Regions from separate parts of the Homo sapiens genome. Here region 2 is linked to region 1. Evidence: chromatin loops called from intact Hi-C (ENCODE). Cell type or tissue: mammary epithelial cell. All regions are shown on one strand. Links, peaks and the distances in the headings refer to the core of each region. The heading gives the core; the rest is flanking DNA. Region 1 has its middle 6.5 kb from the start of MIR221. Region 2 has its middle 77 kb from the start of MIR221.

Region 1 (5,393 bases), core at 334-5,333:
GTAAATGCAGAAAAGGCATTTGATAAAATTCACTATCTACTCATGAAAAAAATTTAACACTCTCAAAAGAGAGGTAAACTGCCTTAAAAGGCCTATTTTTACAAAGAACCTAGGGCAAACGTCATACTTACTGGTGAAATGCTAAGTGTTCCCTTTGAGACTGAGAATAAGACAAAGATGCTCTCTATGCACTCCTCTATTCAACACTGCACTATATGCCCTAGCCAGTACAATTAGTAAACAAAGATAAATAAGAAATATAAAGATTAGAAAGGAAGAAAGAAAACCTATTCATAGATATATTTGTGTACATAGTCAAAAATCTACAATTAACCTTAGAATTAACAAATAAGTTTAGCAAAGTTGCTGGATACGAAGTCAAAAAAACGAACTGCATTTTTATATACCAGGACAATTCATTACAAAGCGAAATTTTGAGATACCATGTATGGTAGCATCACAAAAGATCAGATACTTAGGAATGAATCTAATGTATGATGTGCAAAAGCTCCACACAGAAAACTTTAAAACATTTGAGAAATTAAAGACCTAAACCAGTAGAGAGATCCCAGTATTCACATATCAGAACACTCTATAAAGCATAAATATCAATTCTCTCCAAATTGATTAACTACGTTTCCAATTAAGATCCTAACATTTTTGGCAAAATTTACAATGGATTCTAAAATTTATAACACAAATGCAAAGAGCTAAAATATTCAAAGCAATATCAAAGAACAGCTCTAGTGGATATCAAAACTTATATAGCGGCCAGGCGTGGTGGCTCACACCTGTAATCCCAGCACTTTGGGAAGCCGAGGCAGGAGTATTACTTCAGGAGAGTTTGAGACCAGCCTGAGCAACATAGCAAGACCTTATCTCTACAAAAAAAAGAAAAACTTAGCTAGGCATGATGGTGTGCACCTGTAGTCCCAGCTACTTGGGAGGCTGAGGCAGGAGGATTACTTGAGCCCAGGAGGTCAAGAATGTACTCCAGCCTAGGTGACAGAGTGAGACCCTGTCTCTAAAAACATTTTTTTAACCTATACAGCTATGGTAATAAAGACAAAGTATTATTGGTACAAGAATATTCAAATGGACCAATAGAATACATATCCCAGAAGTAGACACAGACATCTATAGGCATTTGATTTATTTGTGAAAGTTGCACAGAGCCGTGGGGAACGTTTTCAACAAATGAAGTTGAATAACTTGTAAATCCCTATACTAAAAAACAAAATTTGACATCTAACACACCCAATTTATAAAATTCAGTTCCAGGAGAATTGTGTATTTAAATGTGAAATGTGAAAGGCAAAACAATAAAACTTTTGGAATAGGAAAAGATTTTAACAGGACATACAAAAAATAACACTTACTAAAGAAAATATTGATTGATTAGATTACATTAAAATTAAGAATTTTTGGTCATTGAAACCATTGAGAAAACGAAAGGGAAATCATAGAGTAAAAGATATTTGCAATAAAATAACAAAAGGCTTACATCCAGAATATATGAAGAATTCTTACAAGTCAACAAATAATCTGCCTGAACATAAAAATGAACAAGAGAGTTGAAAACTTCATTAACAAGCAATACTAAGCTATAATTTTAGAATTCAGAGTGATAGTTACCTTTGGGGAGCAGTGAAAGATACCGACTGGGAGGATACATAGGAGTTGAGTTTCTGAGATACTTGGAATATTCCATTTGTTGATTTGGGTGGCAATTACACAACTCTATTTAGTGAGTTGTTTATTTATTTTACATGCATTTCCCCATATGCTACTTCACAGTTTTAAAAGTTAAAATGGAAAAAATATATCAACAGGAAAGTTACAGAAAACCTCCAAAGCTCAAATGCATACAAAAAGATGTTCATAATCATTAGCAACCAGAGAAATGCAAATTAAAACAATAAGATATCACATCTTTTAGACTGGCAGAAATAGCTTCATCATATCGGTTATGGGCAGGGATGTACCAAGGAAACCTCATTCACTAACACTGGGAACATGGACTGATCAGGCCATTCTGTGTGTGTGTGTGTGTGTGTGTGTGTGTGTGTGTGTGTGTGTCCTATGACCCAACAACTCCATTCCTCATTATACATTCCAAATAATTTCCTACAGAGACCCATAAGGAGACATGCATTATTAGAATGTTCAGTACAATGTTATTTGTGGTGGCCAGGAATTGGTTCCCATGTGGGGTCTATCACTGGAAATGGCATAGGTGAAATGTGGTAGTTGCACTCCAAGGAGTATCATGCAGAATTAAAAATAACAGATTAGAAACAAGAATGGACCTTAAAAACAGTGCTGAATTTTAAAAGTAAGAAATGGAATGAGATACAACACAATGTCACTCATGTAAACTAAAAATACTTGGACACCAAAACAAGGTACATTTTTCAAGAACACATAGAAACTACATGATACACATTAAATATATTTGACTATGTGTGGGGAGTAAGGGAAAATGGGAGTATAGAATGGTGATAAAATGAAATTTTTTTATAAACAAGAAAGAAAACTATGAATAGTCACAATCACACACCAAAGAAACTGATCACTGAATTTAACATCACCAGTAGCAGGACAAATCGATGTAATGTGTATCCTAATATGATGCACTTAAGGACACAACTGTACTTACGTGTTATTCTTGCCAAACATGTATAACCTGACTTTAAGCAGAAGGAATTACCAGAAACCCAAACTGAGGAACACTCTACAAAATAACTGGCCTGTACTCTTCCAAAGTGCCAAAGTCATGAAAGACAAAGGAAAGCTGAGAAACTGTTTCAGGTTAAAGGAGACTAGAGATATAAAAACTAAACGTGGGATCTTAGATTGGATCCTAAACTAGAAACAGAACAACAGAGAGACAAGTGGTGAAATCTGAACACAGTGTGTAGGTTATAGTATTATATTGATGTTAATTTTTTGATTTTGATAATTGTAGGTACATAAGATATTGTCATCTGGGGAATTGAAGGTGTGTGGATACTCTCAATTTTTTTATTATTAGATATAATTCACATATTTTGAAATTCACCCATTTAAAGTGTACAATTCAGTGATTTTTAGTATATTCACGAAGCTTTGCAACCATCTCCAGAACATTAATTTCATAATATTTTCATCACCCCAAAGAGAAATGTTGTATCCATTAGCACTCATTCCCCACTCCTTCCTACCTCCAAGCCCCGGCAACTACTTATCTACTGTCTCTATAGAATTGCCTATTCTGGATATTTCATATAAATGGAAATACATAGTATGTGGCTTTTTGTATCTGGCTTCATTCACTTAGCATAATATTTTTGAGGTTCACCCATGTTGTAGCATGAATCAGTACTTCATTCCTTTTAAGGCTGTGTAATATTGCATTGTGTGGATATAACACATTTTATCATTCATCTGTTGATGGACATTTCCGCCTTACAGTTACTGTGAATAAGAATAGTGCTACTATGAACATGCATGCACATGTTTTTGAGTACCTGTTTTCAATTCTTTTGGGTATACCCATACGAGTGAAATTTCTTAATCATATGGTAATGTTATTTAAGTATTTGAGGAACTGCCAAACTTTTCCAAAGCAGCTGTACCATTTTAAACTCCCACCAGCGCTGCCTTCATATTATTTTTGCAACTATGTTGAAGTTTGAAATTATTTCAAAATGAAAAGTTTTTTAAAAAAGAATATAGTCAGGTTGTTGTGCCTCTTCTAGTAAGAGCCAACAAACCAGTGTCCATTGCTTCAGGGTCTTACAGAATGAGAGAAAAAAAGTTGAGAAAAAGTGAGAAAACAAGCCCCTGGTTGTTTGCACCTTTCCATCTTGTTTTCATGCTTAACACTTTGACATCAAATGTGCAGGTTTCTTCCCCGACACCAACCAATTCTCTGACACTAGCTGAGTGCCCTACAATTTAATTCTGGCACCATCTAACTGGAATTAGTGTCAGATGGTGCAAGTTAAGGACTCACAAGACTGCCCCCACTTCAAATGTCAATTCCAAGTTCTGAACCACTTGTATTTCTGACTGGCTATTAATCAGGAGTTCCCACTGCTCCCTCCTTGTGTTAGATAATTTGCAAGAACAGCGCACAGAACTCAGAATAAACGTTTACTTAATATTAATGGTTTATTATAACGGGTACAAGTCAGGAACAGCCAAATGGAAAAGATATATAAGGCAAAGTATGTGGGAAAGGATGAGGGGCTTCCATGCAGCCTCCTGGAATGCCATCCCCTTAATATCTCCATGTGTTCACCAACCCAGAAGCCATCAGAACTCTGTAATTCTGGGGGTTATATGGAAGTTTTATTACATACACAATTGATTACATCATTGGCCATTGGTAACTGCTGTGATCTGATTGCATCCCCCCAAATTTGTATACTGAAACTTAATCTCCAATGTAATAACATTAAGAGGTGGGGTTTTAGGCAGTGATTAAGTCATAATGGCAGAGTCCTCATGGATGGCATTATGGCTCTTATAAAAGCACTTGAGGGAGTGGGGTCTTCTCTTCTGCTCTTCTGCCATGTAAGGATAGTTCATCTCTTTTGCCCTTCCACCTTCCATCATGTTAGGACACAGCAAGAAGGTCCTCACCAGATACCAAATGTTGGTGCCTTGATCTTGGACTTCCCAACCTCAAGAACTGTGAGAAAAATAAATTTCTGTTCTTTATGAATGACCCAGTCTCAGGCACTTTTATATAGCAGGACAAATGGACTAAAACAGAAACTAGTACTAGAAAATTGGGGTGTTGCTATAACAAATATCTAAAAATGTGGACACAGCTTTGGAACTGGATAGTGGATAGAAGCTGGAAGATTTTGAAGGTGCAGGCTAGAAAAAGCATACATTGCCATGAACAGAGCATTAAGGATGATTCTGGTGAGGGCTCAGAAGAGGAAAGCTGTAGAGAGATGCTTTTTTTGAGAGTACCTAAGTTATCATGATCAGAATGCTGACAGATATATGCATAGTAAAGGCCATCGTGAGGAAGTATTATATAGAAATGAGGAGTGTCTTATTGGAAACCAGAGGAAAAGTCATCCTTGTTGCAAAATGGCAAAGAACGTGGCAGAATTTTGCCCACTTCCTAGAACTTTATGGAAGGCAGAATTTAAGAGTGATGAACTAGGATATTTGGCAGAAGAAATCTTTGAGCAAGGTGTTCAGGGTACTGCATGGCTTCTCTTAACTGCTTATAGTAAAATGCAGGAGAGAAATATAGTGAAGATGGAATTTAAACTCAGAGGAGTGGCCAGGCATGGTGGCTCATGCCTGTAATTCCAGCACTTTGTGAGGCCAAGGGTGGGTGGATCTATTGAGCTCAGGAGTTTGAGACCAGCCTGGGCAACATGGTG
Region 2 (5,393 bases), core at 142-5,141, 71 kb before region 1:
GCCTTGGTTTTATCACTAACTCCCCTTTAACTTCTGGCCCATATCCAAAAAGGTTCTTTCTCTCCATCCCCCAAATCCATCCTGCCCAGTCCTGCTTTATGTAGCAATTTTCCTACAAGCAATGCTTCTGAATATGCTTTTTGTGCAACATTGTTTCAGACTATAGGAAGCCAGCCTAAGCAGTGTTAATGCATCCTGATGTTTTCCAGCCAAACATCTAATTGAGTTGATTTCTATGACATTTCAAAGCCACCCACTCAACTTCAAATTTTTAAAAACTTGGAATTGCACGTCTCTTTTCTGTTGCCACCTAAACAAAACTCAGCACACACCACATTTTTCTTTGGAGAAAACAATAACCCTCTGAGAATAAGGAAATGAAGCTTCTCCCTCCCATGAAGACCCAAGTAAAACAGAAGAATTATGGCTGTTAGAATATAATATATAAAATCATTGAGACATGCAAGCACCATACTTCTCTATATATAAGATTTAAGTCATTTCCAGTTAAGGTGAAAGTTCTACCTGGACTTGAACAGAGGCTGAAGATCTGCTCAACTTTTCCTACTCACTGCTAAATTCCCAGCACATGTCAAACAAACTCTGATTAAACAGAGTTCCCAATACGGCACATGTGAAATGAAGGGTATTTGCAGTGGGACAAATTGCTGGATCACTGAGATCAAGCACTGAGCCAAAGTGCTTATTACCAAGCACACGTGGTAATAAGCAAAAGAATGGGAGCAGTATTTGAAATCTTATGTCAAAAAGTACAAAAAGAACTATCCAAAATATAACTAGGGTTCTAGCTGCTCTATTATCAACCAAGTGCAAGGGAAAATAGAGAGCAGGGTAGATATATTATGCACTTACTGTGAAAAGAAAGCAGGCAGAATTAGCAAGGCTTAACATCTTATCTAGTTACTGTGAATTTTCAGTTAAAGCTTTCAAAAATTAATATAGATGAAAGCCTTCTTTGCCCATTGTATCAGGGGTACTATCCCTGATATCTGGGCCTGAAATCTGACTCCAAGATGTTTTATCTGTGTTATCTTTGGCAAATTACTTAATCTCTTTGGTCTCTGTTTCTTCATTTGTAGAAAGGGAATAATAATGATAACCAATTTTAACATTGTTGTAGGGATTAAATGAGATATCGTATTGGAAGAGCTTAGCATAGTGCCCATTATAAAGTTCAATGACTGCTATGATTATGATTACGAGTATGATTTTTACAATGCAAATGTTAGTTTTGATGGCTTTTCAAATGTGGCCTTGGCCAGAGAATCATCACGAACAGTTAGGATCAGCAGAGGGAGTCAGTTTCCCCGTGAGTGGGCATTGGGAGGACCAGGTTAGATGAGGGGATGATATTTATAAAAGTGGGTGAAGTCCTGTGAATTTTATGGGCTTATTGCCTTTTCTGTGGGCCTGGACAGTTTTCAATCCCTTTTGCAAATTGTGGTGGTAAAAGTAGCTAGCTGCCAACTCCCTCTGGCCCTCACCACCTTTATTATGATTGAAGCAGGCCAGGTGTGGTGGGTCACGCTTGTAATCCCAGTGCTTTGGGAGGCCAAGGCAGGATCACTTGAAGCCAGGAGTTTGAGCTCTGCATGGGGAACAAAGCAAGATCCTGTCTCTACAAAACATTTGAAAATTAGCCAGGCATGGTGACTCATGCCTGTAGTCCTAGCTACTTTGGAGGCTGAGGCAGGAAGATCACTTGAGCCTGGGAGTTGGAGGCTGCAGTGAACTGTAATTGTGCCACTGCACTCTGGTCTGGGTAGAGACCTTGTTTCATAAAAAAAAAAAAAAAAAAAATCATGATCAAGGCAAAGGTCTGAATCTTGATAGGAACATTGCTTTATCAGACTGCAGAGTCCTGCCCACAAAGCTAAGGCACATTTTATTTTACGGAGTCCTGCTCACAAAGCTAAGGCACATTTTATTTTACAGAGGCCTTATTTTTGTCAAATGTTTTCCAGCCTTGAGATATGGAGGCTGATGTATTTGTTGACTCCTTTCTTGAAGGAAAATAGGAAAATGGAAATTCAGCCTCCATGCCTCTTCACAGCCTCCACCTCTAGGGATGATGCCCCTCTCATGAGCAGAAGAGACCTTCATCTACTTCAGGAGTCTCAAACTCAAATGACTATAGTGGCACAGGAATAAGTGAAATAAGCCAGGAGATTGGTAAGCCTCGCGATGATGTAAGAGCTTGACCCTCTTTAGAGGGAAGCTCTGGCCAGTCGCTTTCATTGAAAAATATAGATCCTGTGGTGTTATATAATCCAATTTGCGGAGAAAACCTACAAATCTAGATTTTTAGATTGAATCTCCTAATTTCTAACTGCTGGCAAATATTCAAGTTTTTAAAAACACCACATGAGCCCAAGGAACAAATATTTCTATTTGTCAGACATGGACCAAGGATTGCCAAATCGTGACACTTCTCTACGTGGTACAATTTCAGGTTCCTGGGGAGGTTCCTTCTGACCCCAAACATGTCCCCTACCTTCTGCTACTCCTCTAGAAGTTTAGCAATCTTTCCGATGTCTAAGGCCTCTCCTTCAAGACACAAAATCCCCCTTGTGGGGAGCATATTGAGCACTCATCACTCATTCGCTGCTTAGACTATGTTAGTTCACCACATCCACTTGGGGAATGCAGGAAAGGCGAAGTTGTAGAGGTGGGTGGGAGTTGGGAGTCCAGTGGTATGAACACCCAGAATTCTTTCCTCTGATACTCACTAGCTATTGTAACCACAAGGAAATCACTTATTTGGCATTCACTTTAATTGTGAAAAGGGGCTATATAATTACTACTTCATGGAATTGTGGCAATAATCTAGTGGAATAACATATAATGAATGCCCAGCATCATGTAGACTGCCCTTAATATAAGTTTAATCTGGGCAAGAAGAAGGAATGATGTTCTGGTGCTCCAGGGAAGTTGTAAAGTTGGGGTGTGGTCACAGAGGACCTCTTAGAAGAGGGGTGAAAAGGGTGGGAAGGCAGGAGGGAGCTGTGAGCAGTCAGTGTATCATTCTCTGGCTAGCAGCCCAGCTAGTACAAGGAGATAATGTACTAAGGGAGAAACAGTCACTACAATAATAAGCCACGAATGCAGCCTGTTATACTGACCTGCATTCGAAGCTTACACAAGTCTAACTCATCCTTCCAACATTTTTGGCCACTATAGACTCTCGATACTGTTTCTTTGACTTCTTTACTCAAATCAATATTCCATACCTATATTTCTTACTTGTGTAACACATAAGTGAATTGTAAGCCAAATCCTTTGCTTTATGGAAAAAAATAAAAACAACAAAACCTCTTAATGTTTTATGCTGCACATAACTCAGGAGACATCAAAGAGAAGAAATTTTGATCAGAATGAAACCATGTTGGGATGTATATGGCCAGGACAGGATTGTAGAGTTGGGGAAGGGATGGGAGATGGACACAAAGCTCCATCAATAAGACAAAGGAAAATGACAAGTGAACTGCGTGTTATAAAATCACACAACTGCAGGTTGACTTTGTAAAAATGCCCTCATGCCTATAACGAAGATATCACAAAAAGGCACAAGAAATCATGGGCCATGTACCAAAAACACATTTCCAGATCTTAGTTTCTATCCCGTGCCATTGTTTAGCTTATTCCAGCAACAGGAGCCTGCAGACTTGTCTGTTTTAATAGTTCACAAAGAAGGAGACTGGATGTTATCCAGGAGGCAGACCACAGGGAGACATGGTTCCCAGTTGAGTACTGAAATTCCCACCCGCGCCCCCATAAAAACACACACAAATGTGACTGTGCATGTGTATACATATTTATGCGTAGAGCCAAAGTGCTTTGAATTTGTATTACTATAGCTGACAAATCAAAGATGGGCCAAATCTCCACACTCTGTGTGTTTTATGTGGTTGGTCTCTTGTCTGAGGCAAAAGATCAGGCAGGATGTTAACCAGGGGTCCAGATGTGGCTTTTCAGAAAAACACATTCCTTAGCTTGGCTTCTGTATGTCTTAGTTGCCAAGATCCACTCTTCTGTGTTCAACCCAGCCTCACTGCACCAACCCCTCCCCTGCCTCATCTCAAATGGCCACCACAGTGGCTGGCTTTTATGCTGGAGCAGAAAAAATGAAAGCCTTGAGAATATGTACTCTGCTCCACAGGTAACTGGAGAAGACATGTCAAATGCAATCCACATCTATATGTCAATTTCTCTCCATATGTAAGTTATTTTTGCAGAAAATATTGTCTAAAGAACTCTCATCACTGCATTTGTGCAAACATGGCCATAATTCCTGAGGTTTGGATCTCTGATACAACAGGTGTTGTATTCAGTTTGATTGTCTACAATCTCAGATGATAAAACTGGCCACACTATTAAGGGTCTACCTTAATTTTATTAAATTCAAGTAATGCTTTGTTTGGAAATTTCAAAATTGAAAACAAATACAGGCTGACCCTTTAAGAAACCTGATTCAATCTGTCACAAAGCCCAGAAATCTGTATTTTATAACAAGCGAATTGGGTGTTTCTGACGCAAAGAGTTCCCTGAGCTTACTTTGGGAAACACAGCTCTGTTCCTTTATATCAGCAGTTCTCAAATATTTGGAGCCCAGAATTTTTTTGCACATTCAAAAATTATTGAGGATCCTAACAAGCTTTGGTTAATGTAGGTTATATTTATTGATACTTGCCATATTAAAATTAAATTTGAAAAATATTAATCTATAAATTAATTTTGAAATAATAATAAACTTATTATAAGTTAAATATTTTATGAAAAATTGCTATTTTTTTCTGAAGCAAAAGAATTAGTGAGAAGAATAACATTATTTTACATTTTCAAATATCTTTACTGTCTGGATTAATAAAAGACAGCTGGGGCCAGGTGCAGTGACTCATGCCTGTAATCTCAGCACTTTGGGAGGCCGAGGTGGGCAGATCACAAGGTCAGGAGTTTGAAACTAGCCTGGCCAACATAGTGAAACCACGTCTCTACTAAAAATACAAAAATTAGCTGGGCATGGTGGTGCGTGCCTGTAGTCCCAGCTACTCAGGAGGCTGAAGCAGGAGAATCGCATGAACTTGGGAGTCAGAGGTTGTGATGAGCCGAGAGCGCGCCACTGCACTCCAGCCTGGGCAACAGAGTGAGACTCCATCTCAAAAAATAAATAAATAAAAATAGAAGACACCTGGATTCTCATATCTGCCTCTAAATTCTAGCTGTTGCAATATGTTGTCTTGATCAAAGTATATATGTAAAAAATATCCAGCTTACACAAACGTGTAGTTGGATAAAGGAGGGGGTATTTTAGTAGCCTTTTTAGATAATTGTGAATATTCTTTGAAACTATACCAAAATGCGAGTGGTAGCTG

The links. A loop is a pair of places that touch in the nucleus more often than their neighbours do. Peaks named below come from ENCODE experiments on the same cell type or tissue, not always from the same donor. Only the 100,000 strongest peaks of a DNase experiment are listed, where the experiment ranks them.
Region 2: a loop joins it to region 1, with 4 times the contacts of the local background. A loop is called at or near these places in 2 of 110 quality-filtered maps.

The regions. Positions count from the first base shown.
Region 1 is chrX:45,737,036-45,742,428 of GRCh38, forward strand. No RefSeq gene overlaps it. Among named protein-coding and RNA genes, the nearest start is that of MIR221, 6.5 kb to the right of the region's middle. In mammary epithelial cell, for the core only: no CTCF peak of the experiment used is centred there; a DNase peak (open chromatin) is centred at 3,446; H3K27ac peaks cover 1,542 bases.
Region 2 is chrX:45,666,196-45,671,588 of GRCh38, forward strand. No RefSeq gene overlaps it. Among named protein-coding and RNA genes, the nearest start is that of MIR221, 77 kb to the right of the region's middle. In mammary epithelial cell, for the core only: no CTCF peak of the experiment used is centred there; a DNase peak (open chromatin) is centred at 3,036; H3K27ac peaks cover 1,465 bases.